Linked DNA regions of Homo sapiens: region 2 is linked to region 1. A link is a loop called in an ENCODE intact Hi-C map of the cell type or tissue named here. Cell type or tissue: IMR-90. All regions are shown on one strand. Links, peaks and the distances in the headings refer to the core of each region. The heading gives the core; the rest is flanking DNA. Region 1 overlaps IFIH1 (interferon induced with helicase C domain 1). Region 2 holds the start of FAP (fibroblast activation protein alpha).

Region 1 (11,218 bases), core at 1,693-9,692:
AGTCTGGGGGTGTGGGGGTGCAGAGGGAGTCAACTAATTAAGAGGACTGGAAGGAGCAACATGGGGGAGTGTTTTCACAGAGTGGGTGAAGCCAAGGCGAATTTGTAGAAAGGGCTGTGGTGCGGGATTGGCAGGTCTAGTTGTTAAGGCATCAGACTTCCCATTTCTTTGTGGAGCCACTATGCCCTGCTTGTTTCACTTAGCCCTTCCACCTACAAAATCAAGAGGAGCTGAGAAAGTTGGAATCATTAGTCCTCCCAATTCCGTATTTCCCCTTTTTTTAATTGCAAAGAAGGTATTATGGCTGATACTATTTTCTTTCGTTTGTAGAAACTTTATCTGACAACCAAATACCAAAAAGCACACACACACACACACACACACACACACACACACACACAGACACCCTATCTATCTCAAGTTCCTTTTTCCATCTGAGGCAACTACGTTGTACAGAAGTGTTATTTAGAGAGTAGAGGAAAAAACTCTTCCTATGCTAGCCTTTAATTGGTAGGTTTTCCTTGAAAGGTAAAAATAATTTTGTTGGTTTAAACTAAATCATGACTACTTTTGCCATTTATTTGTGAATTGTTATCTTTATTACTTCCTTATGTTTATGGCTCCACATATTCCAACTTTTTCTAAAATCCAAAGTATAATATATTAAAAATATTTTCAATTAACATGGATTTTAAATTTAAAATACTGATAAAATAAGTTCTAACATAAACTTTATGTATATTAAAATAAAATTATTATAATATGTCTTGTTTTAGATAGAATATATTTTATTTAGAAGTGACCATATTGACCTATATTACCAGGGGAAAAAGATCAAAAAATGCATAGCTTATAATGTGAAATGAAGTAACATAAATATTATACCAATTTAAAAGCCCATTTTATGACTTATATAATAAGAAGAAAAAATGAAATAACAGTATTTATCCATATTTCATCACACATGAAATAACTTCTTTTTCTTATCAATGTTTGCAATAAAACTAAACTAACATAATCCCATTAACTTCAAAAAACTTGCTGATGGCTCCATTTCAGCCCCTGGATAATTCTATTTGAGTGAGTTTTAACTTGTTGTGATAGTACTATCTGAACAGGTAGGAAAATTCACACCAAATACCACTTAGGATCATCTACTAACCTGGCAGGAAATTTGCCTTTTGTATGGATGAGTAAAAACAGATGCAATACATTTAAGCTATCGTTGGATCATCTGCTGATTCATTCAATATGATTTTTATGAAAAACTCATTTAAAATCACCAGCATTTAAAATATACCTTTATAAGTTTCCATGCTTGTTTTGAACTCTACAATATTTACAATAGTTCATCTTGTATTATATTTATGTAAGGCTCTGATTTATTTAAGAACAATGTTAGCCCTCTGTAGCTTTCATAGACTATCAAAACCATGATATTTCACCTCTATTAGGATAGTTTGTCATCTAACTTTTCCAAAAGAGCCAGTATATTTGCAAAGGAAGATGCATTATAAAGTGTCTAAACAAAGACCCAGAAATTTACTACTGCTAAATTTTTGTTTGATCTAGGAAGTTTGTTAAAATATAGGAATAAATCCTCTTTGTTTAATTTCATCTGAGTTTCATTTTTGCGTAGATTTTAAGAATACTAATAAAATGCTCCTTCCTTCATAATAGTTGCAGAATAAACTATTAAAAGAGTACATTTTAATAATAATTTCCCCCATTTTTCATGCTTACTACTATATCCTTGAATAAGAAATATTACAAAGAGAAAGATATAGCAATTTCCTAAGTCTCTTTCCCGAGAATCCAGAACCAAATCAAATGAGTAAAATATTAATATTACTCATGCATTCTAATCATTTATTAAGCTGATACATTTAAGAAGAGCGAGAATGTTAAAAGGACTATTGTGTTTACAATTTAACTTCAGAACTGAAGTCATGAGGTTTTACTGCTACTTAAGTAGGCATGTACCACAAATTTATTCTTCAGTCAATATTGACTGGACACCTATTATATGCCAGGCACTCTCAATAATATAGTTGTTGTCCTGAAGGACTTTAGAGTCTAGGACACTATACCGCTGTTATGCACACAAAAATACCTGGTTAGACAGATAGCTCAATAATCTTCCATATTTTTGATTTAAGACTAGGAGATTTGATAGGTGGCCCTAAGTTTAAAAAGAAGCACAGTGTGGATACAGGAAAAAATTAGAGTTGGATTCAATGTGAGACTAGCATCCAAAGAATAAAAGCTGGGTGAGTGCTAAATATTCAGCCTGATTCTTGCCTTATCACATCCTCTGACACAGGGATGGAAGAATTTATCCACAGAAGCAATGAAAAGAGAGTTTTCTCTTCTGTGTCAGCAGAAGGAGAGAACTGGGCTGGTATCAATGAGCCAGGAGCCAATTTCCTTTATAAAAGAAATGTTTGGGTTTTTGATTGTTTGTTGTTTGTTTGTTTTTGGCTTTCTCTGAAAAGCATAATCAATTAAATGAAAATAGCAGTTAAAATATGCACAAGCTTTGAATAACACTGTGCCCTCCCTCTACAACAAGTATTGATTAAAGACCTTAAAATTATATTCTACCATATAAATGGTCAAAAAAGAAAATCAAATAAGGCTTAAATAATAATATTCTATTGGAACTACACCATGTGGCAAATTTCATTCTCACATTGATTTTGACAGCTGAGTTATTCTTGGAGAGAAAAGGTCTGTCACTGCATGTGTTTGAAATCTACAAAGTATTCCTTTACCTATGGTATGTAACCACAGAAAAATACACCATTCCAGCTGGACAAATATTAATAGGCATTATCTTGAAATAGTAAGGAAACACTTTCTACATATCAGGCCAATATGTATTGCCAAAAACATTGCCACTTTTTGAGAGGCAATATATCTTTCTGAAAATGGGAAACAGAAAAAAAAAAGCCTCTCATAATATAATTAGAATATTTATACTTTAAAAGTACCGGTAATCATGTCTACTATGGCATAACACTTCCACAAAGGAATATAATATGATTGTTTTGGGTCACACCTTATGGCCCATATATGACCTCTGGAGGAGGAGGAAGGACATATAGAATGAAGTCCCTTTTGATGTCAACTTCAAAGATTAAAACACAATTGCAAATTCTATAATACTTTTCAGTGCCTCAATATGTGTTTAACAGTTCACCAATTTATCTAAACCTCCTTTTGAATTGGTTTCTATTTTAGCTTATACCAGGCACTTGTGGGCAAGGAATTTCATAATTTTACCATTTCGGAAATTGACTACCCACTAGGCAAAGTAATTCTTTGCTCCTAAGTACTGATCCATCTAGAACTTCAAGTGGTGTTCGTTCTGATGTGTTTGTCTTCAAATATGTATTTGCCTTTGAAAATGTATTTGCTTTTCAAAAGTAGATTGCGTTCAGACTTATCATGTGTTTCATGCCACATTGAGGACTAAAAATCAGCAAATACATTTGTTAACAGCTCTAAATAGGCAAGATGCCCTGCACATAGAAGGTACACATTAAATATTTATTGAATGAATGGATATTATTGAAAAGCCCTTACTTAGACAAATGAAAATTAGCATGATCTCCAAAAACTTAAAACAACCTATAATGATGTTAAATATTAGCTAGATTATCTATTTTGAGTTCTAGCATAGCATGTAATAGAAATGTTAATTATTAAATTGAACAATTTTATGACAAGGATAGAAAAAACAAATATAATCCACAGAAATAAGCACATGGCAAGAACTCAATAAACACTGACTGAATTGAACAGAAAATGAATTCACCCTTTTAAATGAAGATTAAAGTTGTGAATGACATTTGGTGAATTGGGTTTCCTCAAACTAATTTGTTCTAAGGGATTCAGGAGTGTCATTGTGATAAAAGGATATATGAAAAAAGAGGTGCTACAATCTAATTTGGAAAGCATTTAGGATTGATGACAATCTTTCTATAAACTATTTTGCCACCTTAGGCCTCTTGTGGATATCAATTTTTATAATTCTTCTGACAATGCAGGATAATCTGAATTATATAATATATTCTTAGGGGAAACAACTCAATCACAAATGAAGAATAAAGTAATGTGTTTCTTAATTTATCATTTTTCCAATGCTTCTTAGCTGGCCCCTTGCAAAGCATTTTATTTTTGTTTGTGATTTGTTCATTTTAATTGTGAAATACTTCAAACAGGTAGGCAAATATAGAAAGGTATGTAATAGAAACCCACTAACCCATCACCTACATTTAATAATGTTAACATTTTAGCTTAGTAGTCATCATGGAAATATACACTCAAAGAAAAGAAAGAAACAATTTGAAATCTATCAGACTAACAAATTGGAAAACTGATAACAGGAAGTAATAATTAAGGTGTGGGGAATTAGGAAGAGGCACTCTCATTTATTGCTGGTGGAATATACAACTGATATTGAAAGTAATTTGGGAAAAACCTGGTAAAATTTTCATTTAGTGACCGAAATATTTTGCCAACTCTACTCCTATTCAAAAGATACTTATACAAACTTGACTTCTTTTACTTACATATGTAATTTCTAGTTAGTCATACTTCTCTTATTGATAGTATCAATTTTTTATTTAAAAAGTATTTTAATTTAAAAAGTAGAATTTGGAAGTAAATAAATGTACCAAATTGAATACAGTCTATTTAAATGCAGTCAAATTAATTGAAACAGATCCCATAAATAAAATAGATGACATGACTCTATGGAATGTGGCATATGCCAGACCAGAAAGATATGTACTGGATCAAAATTAGAGAGTTTGGTTCTAAGAGTTTGTAAGTTACACTTTTAAAGAAAGTGAATGGCAAAGTTCCAAAACTATTTCACTGTAGAAAAGAATTGCTTTAATTGCATAAATACATTAGGGAGGGTATGAACAGCCCCCATGCTTCCACTATATGGCGTCTTATTTCACACTTTTTAAGGTTTACACAACAGTTAGGCAGTACCTGAATCACTTCCCATGGTGCCTGAATCACTGCCCATGTTGCTGTTATGTCCAAGACTTTCATCTAAGCAGCTGACACTTCCTTCTGCCAAACTTGTGTCTGATTCTGCAAAGGAAAACATTTTAAAATATTTTTAAAATATTTCTGAGAATAAACGTATTTTAACTGCACACCTCTACAGCACACAGTACATACAGTTCAATTCAAGTGGGGAAGGCACACCCAGACAATTATGAATAAAAGGTAAGCGCTTCTGGCAGGCTACATTAAGAAAAATCCACTATGGATGAGCAGCTGCTGGGTAGTGATTCAAATACATATTACCTACTTAAAGTACTACACATCCAGTATGAGAGCTAAAGCAAATTCCTAAGGGTTTATAACTTTTATTGCCCTTCTACATGTAAATGTTGCCCAAGAAAACACTATTTAGGTTTGATATGTCTTTTAAACAAAAAATAATACATAGAAACCTTTGAGGTCTTTTCATTTAAAATGATAGGGAATTAATAAAGTACAAAAATTAATAAAGTACCTGGATCTACTGATCAGTTATGAAAATGATAGTTTGGTGATAAACATAGATGTAAAATCTCAAAGAGAATTTGTTCAAAAAGAATATCACTAAAGCCTGGCATCACAGTTGTACTAGAAGCTCATGTGAGGTTGGAAATAACTGTTTTTCTTTACTATAATTAGATTAAGCCTCTATCAAAGAGTTATGGTTAATATGGATGAATAGCAGTGCACATCCTTCATTTATGAATCCTGACATTCTGTTTTCAGAACTCAGGATCAATTCTTTTTGAAAACCTTCTTTCCCTCAGAGAAGAATTCTTTTCTTACAGTTTATTTCCAAACACTTACACAACCTCATCCTCAAGCACCAGAACTATCGTTAAACTGGTAAAAATAAAGCAATGGTGGTTACTAATATTGGCTTTGGAATCAGAAGGACTTGCAAAATTTGCTATTCACTTTGCTCTGAACCTAACAAGTTCCCCTTGTTTTAAAGTGAGGCTAATCCCACTTACTTCACAGCCCTTGATAATCTTTAAGTAATATTAGGTACAACAAGCTCTTGGCACAGGACTTTAATTGCTGGCAATTAGAAAATGAAATAAAAATCAAGAAATGATATATTCTTAGGATAGGAGTTCCATTAGATAATGTTCTTCTTTTAATTAAAAATATTTTATAATATTTATACTTAGATAATATTTCATCCTAAAGCCTCTTAACACACCAATGAGGTAGCTCTTAGCTATTTAAAACTAGTCTGAGTGTCATATTTATGGCTGGAAATAAAAATGGATGAAAAAATAGACACATAGTATGTTTTAATAAAACTTCTCTGAAAAGAGATGATATACAACTCAAAACTGCAAATATTTCCTTTTTCCTTAAGTAGTTAATTTTTTCAAGTCAGCTATATTAAGATATAATTTACTTACTAAAAAGATTACTTTTTATGTTTATAGTTTGAGAAGTTTGACAAATGTATACAGTTTTGCAACTTTGAAGAGGTTGACATATGTATACAGTTACGCAACTACCATCACAGTTAAGGTATTTCCAGCACCCCAAAAGTCTCCTCAAGCCTCTTTGTAGTAAATCCCTCTGGTTATCTAATCTGGTTTCTGTTCCACATCAGACAACCAGTGGCAACCACTGATCTGGTTTCTGTTCCAATAGTTTTTCCTTTTCCAGGATGTCATATGAATGGATTCATGCAATATGTAGCCTTTATGTCTGTCTTTTAAAACTTAGTTTATAGTAATTGTGATTCATCTACGTTGTTGTGTGTATTACTAATTTGTTCCTTTTTATTGCTGACTAGTATTCCACTGAGAATCTGTGACATTTACATCTCCCATCCAATTTGGATGAGCCTATTTAGTTTAAGAGCTATAACAGAATTACAGCCAATGCCAATCAAATATGTAAGGTATCTTTCTTAAAAATTAAAAGTAAGCTGATAAGAAATTTGTAGAAAAATTCTCAATGGACATACATACTGTTTAAGTATATTAGCACAACATAAATATACTAATGTGAAAATACTGTGCTTATCAGTTGTCGCAGATTAGTTCTAAAACTCAGATTTGAGGAATCCCTTATGATCACACGGGAAAACCTGTATATCTCACTGAGAGATTTAAAATATGGCACCTCGCAATTCCCAGAGGTATGTCTTGTTAGAAGCTCAGAGGCGAATGTGGGATAGAACTGTCAAGTAGAAGAGCGTTTTGGGCAGATGTACTGATGAAAAGAGAATATGATTTGTAAGGAAAAGGCAAGGTGTAAAATGAGATGGGGAAAATGTCATTGCAAGAGTAATTCTAGATCTAGAAATATAGGCTAAGATTTTTGAGGCAAAAAAGTGAATTTTGACATGCTTTTCATTTGCTGTTTTAAATGTAATATTGAGAACTGAAGAGAATACCAAAATTACTGAAAAAATACTAACAAATATCTAAAATCTAAGACTGTATCATTAAATTTTCCAAGTATAATAAAAATGAAAATTATATTTGATTTCCACTTCATTTTCTAATCACTAGCAGTTAAACTTTAATCTTAAACCTACTTCATCTACATGTAGAGTCAAGATTTCTCCCAAGCTTTGTTCTAACATCCGTAAGTTTTGGGAGGGAGCTATTTATGCAATGTGCACGAATAATTGATGAATTGTTTTAAAAGTTGCTACCCAAAATAGGGTATTATTAATAAAGTCTATTATCTGGATTATTTTGATCTAACAAACCAATCACCAATGTGTCAGGAAGACACTGAACTCAGAGTTTTCACAGATGTAATGTAAATTTCATTTTAATCTCTCAACATTCTGTGTGGTAGATACATATTATCTCCTGTTTCATAGGTGAGAAACCAAGGCGCTGAGAGGTTAACTGATATATCCAGATCACACAGCTACAGTGGGGCAGAATCCTCATTTCTGAATCCAAGTCCAGTGTTCCAGTGCTTTTTCCGCTAACACTAAGCATGGCTGATGATTTGGGTGAAGTTTTGTAAACACAGTGTTAACTGAATTAAGAGCTGTGGTGGTGGTGTTTTTCAACAGCAAGAGACATTTTCATTGTATTGTCACATTTCTATCCATCTTGAAACAGAGCTTATCTTTCCAAGAAAAGAACTTAGAGAGATGATTTTGCTTTGCTAACATTTCTGGTTTCATTGATAGATTTTCACTAACTTTACATTTAAGTGTCCACACCTCTTTTTAAACTTTTTTCTGCACTCAAATAAAAAGAACACCTCTGTTCTCGTTACATAAAATTAATTGCAGTAATCCTGTAGAGATTATTATGAAAATGAAAGTGAATATATGGAGCTCGATTTCTTTGTCATTTTAAGGGTATATAAATCTTCAGTTTCTCCACATAAAAATAATTTTGTTTCCTAGGCAGCAAATTCTTATGCATTTTGATATACGTTTTTGCTTTCATAGAAATATAAGTAAAATTTAATAATAAAAGAAAATATATTGTATTTCTTATAATAGGGAGAATGCCTTCCCCAGAGATCTTCCTCCTGCATTCACTTTAAAAACCGTATTACACACAAACACACACACACTCCCAAAAAAGTGAGATCAAGAAAGTGTTTGCGTGAAGCCAAAATTAAACCGACCTATTGAGTTTAAATGCCAAGAATTTCTGAAATTGATTTATTTAGGTTTATCTTGTTTTGTTCTTTGTATTTTTCAAACTATGTCAGTCTGGATTTAAGTCCTAATGAATAAAGTCCTGCGTTTATGATTTTATAAGTAGATCGCATGGAGTTAATTGGAGGCAGGCCTTGCTATGAAAAAAATTTGTGCTTTGGAGTCCAACAGATAAGTCTCCAGATCGAACGTAGCCACGACTTACAAGCAAATTAACCTTCTGTTTTAAAAAATATATAGAGAGAGATAGTAGTCTCTATTTTCTCACTTATTGTGAGAATGATTCGGTTAGACCAAGAAAATGAAACTCGAAGAGAAACAAATTTTAAATTCTCATTAAAAGGGCTTTGAATATTGAAGTTATATTGTATAATAAGTTTAGTTAAGTTTTATATAGGTGTCATTTCCTCTAGGGAAAATATCAAAGCTAACTATGAAACAGATTAGAAGATGGTAGTAATTGAACTGTTAAAGAAAAGCAGTTATTTATATCAAAAGCTATTGGAATGAATGAAAATTATAACCATCCAGTTAAGAGATAGGATTTTCTTTCATAATTTTGTAAACAACACAAAAAAGAACAGCCTTGCCTACAATGACAGCAAGTGCCTAAGACCAGCCCAAAAGCCATGGAAAAAAAAAGCCTTATTTTGCAATCACATCTTGAGTATTTTGCTAATAAGGCAGAAATATTAACTGAAATCCAAGAAATTTCTTATTTAACATACTCTAGACCTTAAATACTTTAAAATATTTTTAAATCATTTAGAAACCAAAAATATTGAACTTTAAAATATTCAAACCAAAAAAAATAAATAAATAAAGCAAGAGGTTGAAGGCCTTTTTAGATCTATTTCAATGTAAAGTCTGCCCTCTGCTGGAAAAAGCTAACATGGCAAGTAGTGGACAAGTAGGCATTCTTTATTCAAAGAGCTAAGCTCCATTAGGTAAAATTCAAATTGATTCTTGCTTCTATTCCTACCAGGTAGTACCTCTTCTATTTTTGGCCTAGAGGCATTTATCACCCCACAGAATATCTTTCGTTTCTTTCCCCTGGCTTCAGTCTGCCACACACTATTTTTCCCGAAAAGTGGTTTTGCATTACAGCAGGAAACGCGAGGGGAAAGGGCCTCTGTGCATATTGAGAAAGAACAGCACCAACTGCTCCTGTTCTCCTGCGAGTCAGTGGTGACAAGGTCTTTAGTCCAATTTCACTTTTCATGGTAATTTCATGTTTATTCTAGTTCTGACCTTGTGATGCATTTTAGCTTCACCTTTGCAGCTATCCCCACCTTCCCTCCAGTTTCATAATCCTCACGCCTGGAAGGTCCAAGCTACCCCGAAAGCTTGAAACATGTGTGCACGTTTGGGCACACACACAAAGACTGCATGGGCTTCTCAAGTGGGCTTACACTCATACTGCTAATAATATATATTTCCTTTCCTTTTGAAATAACTTAATCTTTTTTGAGAGGAAATAGATCACTTTTATTTTCAGCTCTATGTATATGGATCTACACACACACGCACGCGCGCGCGCACACACACACACACACACACTCACATTTTGGTCTGTCAGATTTTCCTCTCCGTGCCAGGGAACATGTGTTCCCACAGAATGGAGAGAAGCCACCTCCACCCACCTTGCATATTCTCTCCTGGATCCAAGCTTCTAGGAAATGAGTTCCCCAACGAGAAAAATCACTCTCCTAGAGCCACAGGCCCACATGGCTATCCATGGAGCTCCTCTGCTCCTGTTTATAGAATTTCTACTGCTGAAATGTTTCTAACAGAATTAAATTTGAATTGTGTGTAATGAGGTTGGCTTAGATTGTATCATCTATGCCCTTTAGCCTTTGCACTTAGGTTCTAATAAAGAGAGGTAGTTATTAAAGCACAGGTTGCAAGGATAACAACACACACCAGAATGACCCATTCATTCACTGCCAGTCAGTAATGGAGGCAAAAAGTCCTAGAGTAGAGTCAGTTAATAGTGAGAAGCCAGGTAACCACATGGGAAGTAAATCTTGGCAATAACAAGGTTTGGAGACGGCAAGGTAGAATGTGAATTAGAAACCTCTTTGGCTGGTAAGCACTTTTCAGGAAAGGCTGTAGGAGTTAAGCAAACTTAAGCAGACATGAAAGAATGGAGGGAGATACGAATACACTAAGGGTGCCCAGGTAAATGTTCAACAACTGGCCCTTTGGTGGGGGGAGACAGGATTTTTAAAAGGTTTGTCAATTTCCATGGTGTAAATATTCACACCGTGGCCAATTTCCAGCATGATGTCCTGTGTGGAGCTGGAAAGAGATGTGCACACTGGGGTCTTACAAGCCAGTAAGATCCAGTTCCAGCGCTCTGCTAGATATATTCCTCTACCTAAGGACTTTCCTACAATCATCATCTGAGATGATGCTTGTACACACATGCATTGTGCTGGCATTGTATAATTATCCAAATGATAAATGGTGTACTTTTAAAAGTGTGTGTGTGTGAGAAAAAGCATTGTAAAAATTACTGTT
Region 2 (10,785 bases), core at 1-8,000, 50 kb before region 1:
TTTTACAAGTTTCGAAAAAAGTTTTTCCTTATAGTTAATATTTTGTAAGTGAGCTAAATGGATTTTCTCATTTCACTACTACATTTCATATTTGTTCTTATAATCCAGTTTAATTATTCCTAAACCCTTTTAATCCTGAAGCTGGTTCTCCTGGGATGGAAGAGCCTTTCTCTTTTTTCTTTCCTTTAGACGTGATGTGAAATAACACAAATCCTTCTCTGGTATCTGTGGTGCTGACCATGCATCTTTGGGTGCAGAAAGCACTGGATTCTTACTCCCCAACTTGCAGAGGGAATTCTAGACTGCTGCACCTCCATATCCTCAGCAACTGGCATGATGATGAGCAGGGAGTTAGTAGAACTAATACACTAATATGTAAATGAATGAATGAATGTTTCCTGAGTGTGGCTTTAAGTTTCTCAGAAGAAGACAGTTCATACACTGGTGCATAAAATTCTGGGCTGAGGATATGAGGGCACCTAAGGCAAATGTGAAGTAATGGGATTTCTGATGAATGTGAGAAAGAGGCTAAGTAGGAGCTCGCTTAGCTTTGAATTCTCTGTTCTTTTTACCCCTTCCTCCTTCCCTTTCCTGCCTTGCCATCTCAGATCCTATTCTCATAGGCACTGGGCAGATGTGAGAGTGAGGACTGGACCTGGCACTCCAGACGGGAGATGATTGATTGACCAGTGAGATGTGAGAAGAAAGGAGGAAAATTAGGAGGCCACCACGCCTAACTTCAGGGCTGCCTGTGGCACTGACTTCCCCGGGTCCTGCTCAGGAAAGTAGGGTAATGACTAGTGCCATTCACAAGCTGTTTAGCTGACATTCTGAGAAGTTATTCAGCAAATTTAGAAGAGAAAGAGAATGATATAATGAACCAAAAAACAACAGTTCTCACCTTATTTATGATTTTTCTATTTCTGAATGAGTACTCAAATTTCACTGAGTACTTGAGTTTAATTTGATTATTTCACCCTATCAAGAAATCACTTTATTCTTAGAATTTTCCTGTTAGTTGAAAATAGAATTGTATTATAAATTACATAGGACTTTTATACTATATATAGTTTACGACGTATATTTATATGTAAGCTATACATAACTAAACTTGGAAAGAGGGTAGGGATTGAGATTATATGTGATCACACAAATATCTGTGTATGTGTATCTCTATACATCATTTGTAAATATGTAAATATAATGCATTTCTTATTAGAAATTATAGCTTGAATTCCATAGTGAAATTCATCCTTCCCTATGGACATGGAGGCAAGTGCCCTATAAAATTAACAAACTTTTGTTCCAAGAACATTTATTTCTGAGGGTGCAGAGTATCAATTTCAAGGTTGAGTTTCTTTAAAAATCAGGAGCTAATTTTTAATGAATTAACATTCAAAGGATCTATATGACCTAATCCACTACCTGACAATTGCTGGTATGAGGGAAATGTGGCCCCAAGACCACTGAGTTCAGAGATGAGTCTGAAAACAATTTTAACATGAAAATTTATGAAAGATATGTACACACACTACATACCTCTCAACAGCCTAAGAAGAATCTTGTGCTGGCAGAGAGCAGAAACAAAGACTGAAATTAACACTGAAGATATCAGCTGACTTCATCTTATGGGTTAACCTATTCTATTTTGTAATTCTGTGAAAATCTCATGATTATTTTTAATTTTCGAAAACATTTTTCTATGTTCTTTTTAATAGCAACAGTCCAGTCATTCAGGACTCATACATTCTTTAGCTGAAGTTATTTTATTGATCTTCATTTACTATCAGTTAACTTTTAACCAAGATATTTCCCACATTTGTTATCATAAACTTTTAGTATTTATTAGTACAAATTTTTCCCCTTTCCTAGACACAAAGACATAAGACCTGTTATTACTGGATTTTTTTTCCATTTCAGAAGCTTGAGTTTCTCTTCATAAATATTTTCATAAAAAGCTATTTCCCTAATATCACTAGATTATCTATCAACATAGTCCTACTTTATATTTAAACTAGCTCTGATATCAGCCCATAGTACCTTCCAATTTTTAGCAAAGTGAGATCAGTGTCAATCTAAGCCTTTTTTGTAAAAGGATCCAATTTATGACTGATCAAAATGCTTGCTTAACAATGTTTGGTTTTCTAATTTGATGTGCAGTGCTACTACATCTAAAACAACAACTTTGCTTTTTCTATACAGCTATTCCTGAGATCTGTATTCTCAACTTCCTCCCTAAATTTTTGGAAAGACTATTTAGTAATAAAAAAAGTCCATAGATTCTGTTTTAACTTTTCCATTCTTACTCATTTTTACTTTCCACGAGACAAACCTAATAATGAAAAGCAATGTTAGTTAAAAATGTTGTTTCTAAAGGCCTGTCAAAGCTTGTATTTAGCATATATTTTTGGGGGTTGTGGGGGTGATGCAGCATAGTTCTTAGGTTTTTCTATTGCTGAAATAACACTGTAAATCTCTTCCTACCCATGCCTTAAATTCCTCAGTATTTCTGGTCTTGCACAACAACATATCTGTGAGCTTATATGTCTTCTTAGAAATAACAGACTTACTTTGGAACATAAGCACTTAGGAAATGTTCAACCACTTGTGATCTTGCATTAGTACATTTTCCAAGCTATTCTAGGCAGATAGAGCAAATCAGAGAAAGTTCTTACCTCTTGAAGGGCGTAAGACAATGCACATCACCAATAAGGCAAGCACAGCAGAGGTGGCAACTCCAAATACGATTTTTACCCAAGTCTACATAAAATAAAGAGAATTAGGCATACACACAGTTCCTGCTAAATAGTAGAAATGGCAAGATTTTGTTTACACCTAAATCCTTTTTCTCTCGCCCCACAAAGCTTTTGATTGTTTTCCACTGATCCGGCTATAATTGCTGGAATTCTTCCAGCTCTGCAAGGACAAATGTTTCTACAGTATATTTAGAACAATTTTCCAATCCCAACCCATTGAGGAAGTAAATACTTATGTACAAATCTTCACCTTCTAAACAATAGAAAACTCTGATCACGTTCAATCCAGCCAACCCTAATTTTTTAAGAATACTTGAGGTTGCTTATACTAACCTTCATTTTTCCAGATGTTTTTGAAAGTTAGCTAATTCTGTCTTCAGAGCGTGGGTCACTGGATCTGTGAAAACCGTTGAAAAGGACCAAGTCTGTCTTTGTAGTTGGAAGCTGAAGCCAGGACAAGGTTTTTTTCTTTCCACGGACTTTTGAATACCGTGCCAAGTTTCAAAAGATTTCTGTAAAATTAGAAACAGATTTTGGGGGCGTTCTTGGCCCTCAAATGAACTGTGAGTGACTCAAGGGAAGTTTTATAGCCTTCTCATCCTTGTAACTACACCAACATCTGCTTACGTTGACATACAGAGGTTTTTATTTTTTCTTTTTTACCAGTTCAGGTTTATGTTGCATTTTCTTCTAGAATTCACTGAAGGATCACTTTAGCAAGTCATTGGGTTTTGCATAACATTTTTATTTGCCACTAAAAGATGAATTTAAAATAATGAAACTTGCAGGTCTGTACATTAAACATATATCTACTTTTTAACAGAGGAAGAACATTGAAGCCACATAAGATTTTGTGAGAAATGTGCCATATAACTGCACTTTTTTTTCCTCTGGAAGATTATGAGGTATTGCAGACAGAAATGTTTTTCTTTCAGCACAATTTCTTTGTCCATATAGCACCATATGCACTTTCAGTAAATACAGAAGTTTAAAAATTCAACTGTCTAAACCCACGGCTGCTTTACTTTAAAGAAATAAAATGCCATCTGGTGAAATTTAGTATGGGTTAGGTGTGTATGCACAGGCTAGAAAGATGGAAAGATCAGTAAGAATAATTTACCAGCAGACCTTTGGAAGAATGGAAATGGCTTTACAAGAGTGGTATTTTTGCTTTCCTCTCAGAATATCTTCTGAGAGAGGAGAACATCTAGTAATTATAAAGATTTAAAAATAAATAAAAAAGCATCTGAAAAGAAAAGTAAATCTTATGTATAATTTCATTTTGGCTAAATCTACATAATTCCAAAGAAATTGGTCATCTTGACAGATTAGTAAAATGGTTGACTGAATTAAAAAAAATACACATACAACAGTTTCTTGGAGTGTTCTGTCTGTTTTAATGCAATTCACTTGGATAGATTTTGTGGTTCCACGTAAACACAGTTGTTAAATCTACTGTGTCCTTAATTTTTCCACTAATGGTTTTCTTTTTTCGAAGTTTATAATGTTCCCAACCTGATTAAAACACTTCATGGCAACCTTTCTTGGATTGTACATGAAAGGTAATGGGGAAATGTTACCAAAACATGTTGCTGTTTGCCTTAGTCAACTTCTCTGGCTACCACGGGACACTTTCTCCAGCAAAGAGCAGGACAGTGGCTTGTGAACTTCCTTTCAGACATTCTCCAGACATCCCTCCCTGAATTCCAGCCTTATGAAAATTCTGTTGAGGAAAATGAGTCATTAGGCACTTACTGGCAGAGAACTGTATTCCTGGTGGCTGGGGCTGGGCCCTCTCCTTTGCTGTTGGTGGAGTCACCTCTTTACAAAATGAAGTAATCATTAAGAGTAATATCCAAGGTGTGCTATACACTTGTAGGTATCTCCAAGTGATTGTGAAATCCTCAGATCTCAGATAAAAGCCAGCAGCCAGGTCCTGAATGAACTGTTTCTGTGTAAGTCCTCTCAGATTGATTGTCTTCTCTGGAACACACCGTGTTCTCAGAAGTTCTGCCCTAGCCTGCCAAAGCCCCAGAGTACACAGGCACTTTTTAGTGGGTGATTTCCAAGACTTTACATTGTAGAGAGAAACTATAATAAATTATTAGGGTGTAATTAAAAGACCATGCTGAGAGCATGTTAGCTCTAGCAATTAAGAATGCACTGACATGTGACTGGTCTGAGCACCACTTAGGATTCTATGACTGTGTGTGGGTGTCCACAAGATACTCATTTAATAGGCTCTATGAAGAGGTTGGAGTGCTTTAAGATACACTTAAGTTGCCACTATTAGTAAGGGTGGGAAATGATGAGAGTGAAACAATGTCTGTTTAAGTTTTTTTGTTTTTTCCTTGGAAGGTTGGGTGAGTCAAGCTGTAACTTCTGGAAAATTCTTACTAGTTTGAACTGTTTTAAGAAAAATGAGACTGACTGCAGAAATAAAGATGTCGAGTTTTTCCATCTGAATTCATGGTTTAGGGAGGTATTGTTTTTATAAAGTCACACATGTTCATTCGTTTGAGATAATGTGAATGTATTCTAATTTTCATCCAGACAAGAACTCTCATAAAATTTGGATTTTTAAAATATTGTAATATCTTTATTAGCTTTTTTTAATTTTGGAATCAAAATGAAAATACTTTTGTCAACTTTTAAAAAACATTTACGAAACTGACTCTTATTCCTACTTTATACAATTAGTTAACACCCCATCAACATTTTTGTTGAGAAAACAAAAATGAATCAGACACAGTCTGTGCCCTTAAGGAACTTACATTCTAGTATAAGTATGGCAGGTATGTTCTTAATGTTCTTACATACTTGTTTCCTTTTGCTTCCTAAAGCTCTTGTTCAGAAATAGCCTGAAGCTGAGTTTGTGTTCTGTAGAAAGAGTGTTCTCACTGGTTGGTGATTTCTTCATGGACCTGGGAAGAGGACTGGAAAGGGCACATACCACATGCATGTCATCCTTAGTTCAACCTTTGTTAGTTCTAACCTTTGTTAGTACTGAGACTTTTCTCAGAAAGCAACTCTGGGTCTATTAAAATGCTGCAAAACCAGAAAGGATGATGATTTGTCATGTAAAAATGTAAGGGCAGCAATTAGGAGAGTAGAGGCTCATCAACTGAGTTCTTTCCAGAGAGGGACCTTGTAAGGCTGACTTTGGAATATGACTGCATTCTGGTAAGCCCACTGGATAAGTGAGCTATAACATAAATCCTTAGGTTATAAGGAGGAGAGCTTACTAGAACTATTTATTAGTAGCCAATGTTTACCTGCCAAAAATGATTTTAATTTATATGTTTTCCCAGAAAACACATCCAGCTATGTATTTCTAGAGTCTGAAGGTAAGACCATGCTGAGAGCATAAGGATGTTATCTTTTTATTTTATGGTGGGGAGATGAAAGAGAGATGTGTTTATTAACCAAAAGCCATGACAAATTATTTAAGGACAAGTTACAAGGGGAATAAGGATACAAGTGCAGTAAACATAAGCCTGATTTTATACTCTTTAAAGTAAAAATTTGCTTCTAGAGAGCCTAACAGCTCCTAACATCCTACCCATTTGATTCCTCAGATTCAATAAACATTTATTGTTTACTGTTATCTACAAAGTGATTTTAATGCATTATTTCATCTGATCCATACCAAAACTCATTTTGATGATTAGGAAACAGCCTAGAAAAACTGGATAACTTGCCCAAGATTTTAACAGGACCCAGTGTTACCACCTTACATTGCTTCTTTGTGATACTTCCTAAAGTTTTATTCCAAAGTGATAAATTTTTTTTAAAATTATAATTGACATTTCACTGATTTGCTGTTGGGGGACACTTAAGGTTGTGAGGGTAAAATAATTAAGGCTAAAATATTAATGATGTTCACATCCTCAAAGTACTTTGTTACACATATCTCAAAAGAACACAATTTCACTCTACAAGGACTGTGTTCAAAATATTAATTTGTTTACAGTTTTTTTTTAATCGGGGTCTATTAATCCGATGATTATTTATATAGTGCCTGGGTTAAAAGCTCTTCCTCCAGGGACTTGCTTAAATGAAAGGATTCAACAAAATACCCATCGTCAAAGAGATTTTTGAGTTCCAAGCTAGAAAGAGTCCTGAGGTCTTCAAAGCTCAAAATAACTATCACATAGTTATAGATCTGGAAGAAGTGGCATAATATAGCATCAGTGGGAAATGATATAGCTCAAACTATTTTTTGAATCTGATCTCTTTTCTAAAACCACAATTGTTACATAAGGAAGAATATAAAGCCACATGCCTCCTAGTTTGTAATTGGCATCTACTACCTTCATAAATGTTATAATTAGATGTCAGTGTTTCATTATCCTATCATAATTAGGGCAAGTGCTCCTTGGAGACCCAAAGGGTTAACTATCAAAATGGGGTTAGAAAAGAAACAGAACAGAGACACAACCCATTTCTTTGAGTGCTGAGGACACAAAGACTCAGAAGATAAATCAGTGCTTCATTGTCATTTAAATAGGGAAATACTACATCTTTTTAGAAGTGGTTAACCAACAAGAAGACTGTTTAAATAGTATAAATAGAATGTGTAAGCACCTATAGACTAACATAACTTGTTAACACATATTGTTTTTTCACTAGCATTTTTAGATTAGAGAATATTACTACTACTAGTTCATGTCTATTGAATACTCTTATTGATCATGACGTTTTTTTCTCAGCACTTGCACGTGCTATCTCCTTTTATCCCCAGAACATTCGTACTATTATTATCCTCATTTTACAGATGAGGACATGGATGCACACAAAATCTAAATAACTTCCCCAAAGTCCCATAACTTTTGAGTGGTAGGGATGGGATAAACCCAGATAGTCTTACATTATAACACAATTTAACCTATGTTTAGGGCTCTCAGAGGAGGGTATATATTGGCACAGTGATTGGCATGTGTGATCCAGCTGGAACTAGGAGGAGTTGAAGATGGAAGGAAAAAATACATGGGCTAAAAAACTGGACATTTTGATGAGTTCAAAGTATGAGTCCTAGTAGTAACTAGTAATAAGGTGGGAAATAAAAGAGGTTTTTACCAGATAGCAGCAGGTTGTATTTAAGATTTCAGTTCAAGTTACAACGAGGCCTAAGGTATGGTCACAGAAGTAAGTAGCTGAGATAGAAGAAAGAAGTGAAGGTCCTTAGAGATATAGTTGGCAAAGCAGTGAGAGGCTAAGATATCCTTTGGGATGTTCATCTGGGAACTTAATTCACCTCAAATTATGGCAATAATTAAGGGCAGCAGATAAATGCCTTGAGTTATATCCCCAATTCTTTATAAAACAGATGGAGAGATTTCCAGTTTAAGATGCCATACTGAACATATACACTGATCTCTTTGCCTTTGGAAACTCCATTAAGCTGATTGTAAAGGAGGAAAAGGATTCTCACATGACAATGAAGAGACTGAAGAAGTATCATCAATGGATAAAGCAGAATAGAAATAGCAGCCGCCTGGACCATACCTAGAAAGGAATCATTTTGCCTGGCAGAAGCATGAAACAGTTCCATATTTGAGATGGCATTTACCACTGAGGGTAAGAAAGGGAGATGGGGCTGAAAAAAGAGAACTGGTTGGAAATCCATACATGGACTCTTCACCTCTGGGTGCAAAAAAAAAAAAAAAAAAAAAAAAAAAATCTGCAACTAAGCATTTATCCTAGGAGCATGTATGGGAGTCAGTGCATCAAAGTCAATCCAGTCCTCCAGTTTAATGGCTTTCTGACCTTTATCCTTAAACCCACCAACTGTATACCGGGATCTCTCCAGTCTCACCTCATTCTTAATCTGCAACAAAAATAAGAATCAGTAGACAAGAATAATATTTTTAAAAAAGAAAAAAGAAAAAGAATCAAAACCCCAAAACATGAAAGAAAAAACAATTTTTTAAGCAAGATGAATAAATTTTGAAAATGACCATAGAGATAATTCTGGGAACAGAAGCCTTTTAAAAACTTTGAATTAGCATTCTCAGTGAGATTCAACAAGATACTGCCACAATTTGGAGACCAAGTTTAAAAAATGTAACATTCAAAAAAACTTTCTGTGATAGATAAGTTTATGTGTCAACTTGCTGGGATAAGGAATGCCCAGATAGTGGGTAAAACATTATTTCTGAGTTTATCTTTGAGGGTGTTCCTCGAAGAAATTAGCATTTGAATCAGTATTGAGCAAAGAAGATCAGTCCTTATCAATGTGGGTGGAAATCACCCAATCTATTGAAGGTCTAGATAGAACAAATGGGCAAAGGAAAGATGATTCTCTCTCTCTTCTTGAGCTGGAACATCTGTCTTGTCCTGCCCTAGGATCCTGGTTCTCAGACCTTCTGACTCTGAAACTTACACCAGGGCCCTTCCCCATTTTTAACCTCTATAATTGCATAAGCCAACCCATAATAAGTCTCCTCTTATCTACCTATCTAACATCTATCTATCTATCATCTATCTATCTATCTATCTATCTATCTACCTACCTACCTGTCTATCTCCCATTAGTTCTTTTCTCTGAAGAACCTTGATGAATATGCTCTAATGTATTGAAAATATGATCACCAAAATTTATTTAAATCAAAATAGGTTTTGTGAAATAAAATTGAGGAAGCCTCTCAGAACAGAAAGGCAAAGTTGGATAATATAATGGAAAGTTAAGAGACATAACATATAAACTCAGGAAGTTTGAGGAATAAAGGGCAGAGAAGGCAGAGGGGAAGAGGTTCTTACAGAATGAATGCAAGGGAATTTCCCCAAACTGTAAAAGAAAATACATTTTTCAGGGCCCACAAAATGTCCAGCACAAAATATGAGAAAAGACTTTTACCTAAACACATAATTGTGAAATTCTATAATATTGATTATAAAGATAAATTTTATATTCTTCCTTAGGAAAAAAAAAGTATCATGTGAAAGAAGCAAGAATTGGACTGACCACACACTTGTCATTGCCAATCAGATGCTGCAAAACAATGGATCTGTTTTTCAGAGTTCTGAAATAAAATGCTAATCAAACTAGAATCTGCTTAGCTAAGACACTGCCAAATATGAAGACCAAATAAAAGATTTTCAGATGTGTCATAATTCAGAGTTTATACTCCAAGCATTCTTTTGTAGAAAGGAACTCAAGGGTGTATTTCAGCAAAATAAAGAAGTAAAGTACTAGAGCCATCACTCAGAGAGCAAATGACCAGACCAGATGCTAACAACAAACATTGTGTGACTTCCTATCTCCAGCCACTTCTGAAGTCAGATCTATTTTCTTGAGTAAGTAATTTTTTTCCAAGTTTGGGTTGTTTTTCATACCATTTGGAACCAAGAGTTCTGGTAGTCACAATAATGTTTGGAGATACTAGATGGACTGTAAAAGCAGAATCTCTATGTACGTTCTCCGCTGAACAGCACGGGAATTGGTGCCACAGAGAAAGAAATGTGATCCTACCAAACCAGTTAGCTCAAGAGCAATGCTTAGGTAGCCATAGCAATTTAAACTGTTTATTGATTTAAAATTTTTAGAAGTCACTGAGACCTTTATAGTCAGAGAAATTGTCAACCTTGACAAGTATAAAGGTAAATGTACATGTAACCAAAGTCGGGAAGTGAAAGAGAGTGAAGAAAGGTAGGTAAGGTAGACAGAGGGCAGGAAAGCCCATGTCCTCATCTCCCAAAGCAGGTAGTGAAGAGATCTGCCCTGTGAAGACCAGAATAAGAATTGGAGGTACACTTAACAGTCCCTGCCATGTCATCAACAAATGGTGTTGAGAACACATTGTAGGAAGGGAAATGCTTACATTCATAGAAATACAGAAGCCATATGATTTTTAAATATCATTTCAGAAGTTCAAAAATAAGTCTACAAACTCATGTGATGGATATTAGGTCTATTCCTAAGTAGTCTCATACTATAGATGGAATTTGTGCTTGGCGTCTTTTTCCCTTTTTAGGAACATTTGGTCCACAGTGCAGTTCAAAAAAAAAAAAAAATGGGTAAAGGACC

Evidence for each region. Hi-C counts contacts between places; a loop is a spot of excess contacts. Peaks named below come from ENCODE experiments on the same cell type or tissue, not always from the same donor. Only the 100,000 strongest peaks of a DNase experiment are listed, where the experiment ranks them.
Region 2: a loop joins it to region 1, with 5 times the contacts of the local background. A loop is called at or near these places in 6 of 110 quality-filtered maps.

What each region holds. Positions count from the first base shown.
Region 1 is chr2:162,288,557-162,299,774 of GRCh38, forward strand. It overlaps IFIH1 (interferon induced with helicase C domain 1), which reads right to left. Exons shown (of 16, transcript NM_022168.4): 4 at 5,008-5,112. Among named protein-coding and RNA genes, the nearest start is that of IFIH1, 25 kb to the right of the region's middle. In IMR-90, for the core only: a CTCF peak has its summit at 9,565 (motif pointing left); a DNase peak (open chromatin) is centred at 9,585.
Region 2 is chr2:162,240,233-162,251,017 of GRCh38, forward strand. It overlaps FAP (fibroblast activation protein alpha), which reads right to left and starts at 3,213. Exons shown (of 26, transcript NM_004460.5): 1 at 3,090-3,213; 2 at 2,676-2,760. The coding sequence starts at 3,095. It overlaps LOC105373724 (a long non-coding RNA gene), which reads left to right and starts at 5,885. Exons shown (of 4, transcript XR_923544.3): 1 at 5,885-5,939; 2 at 8,086-8,336; 3 at 9,681-10,055. In IMR-90, for the core only: no CTCF peak of the experiment used is centred there; DNase peaks (open chromatin) are centred at 2,549, 3,309, 4,469 and 5,739; H3K4me3 peaks cover 2,785 bases; H3K27ac peaks cover 4,701 bases.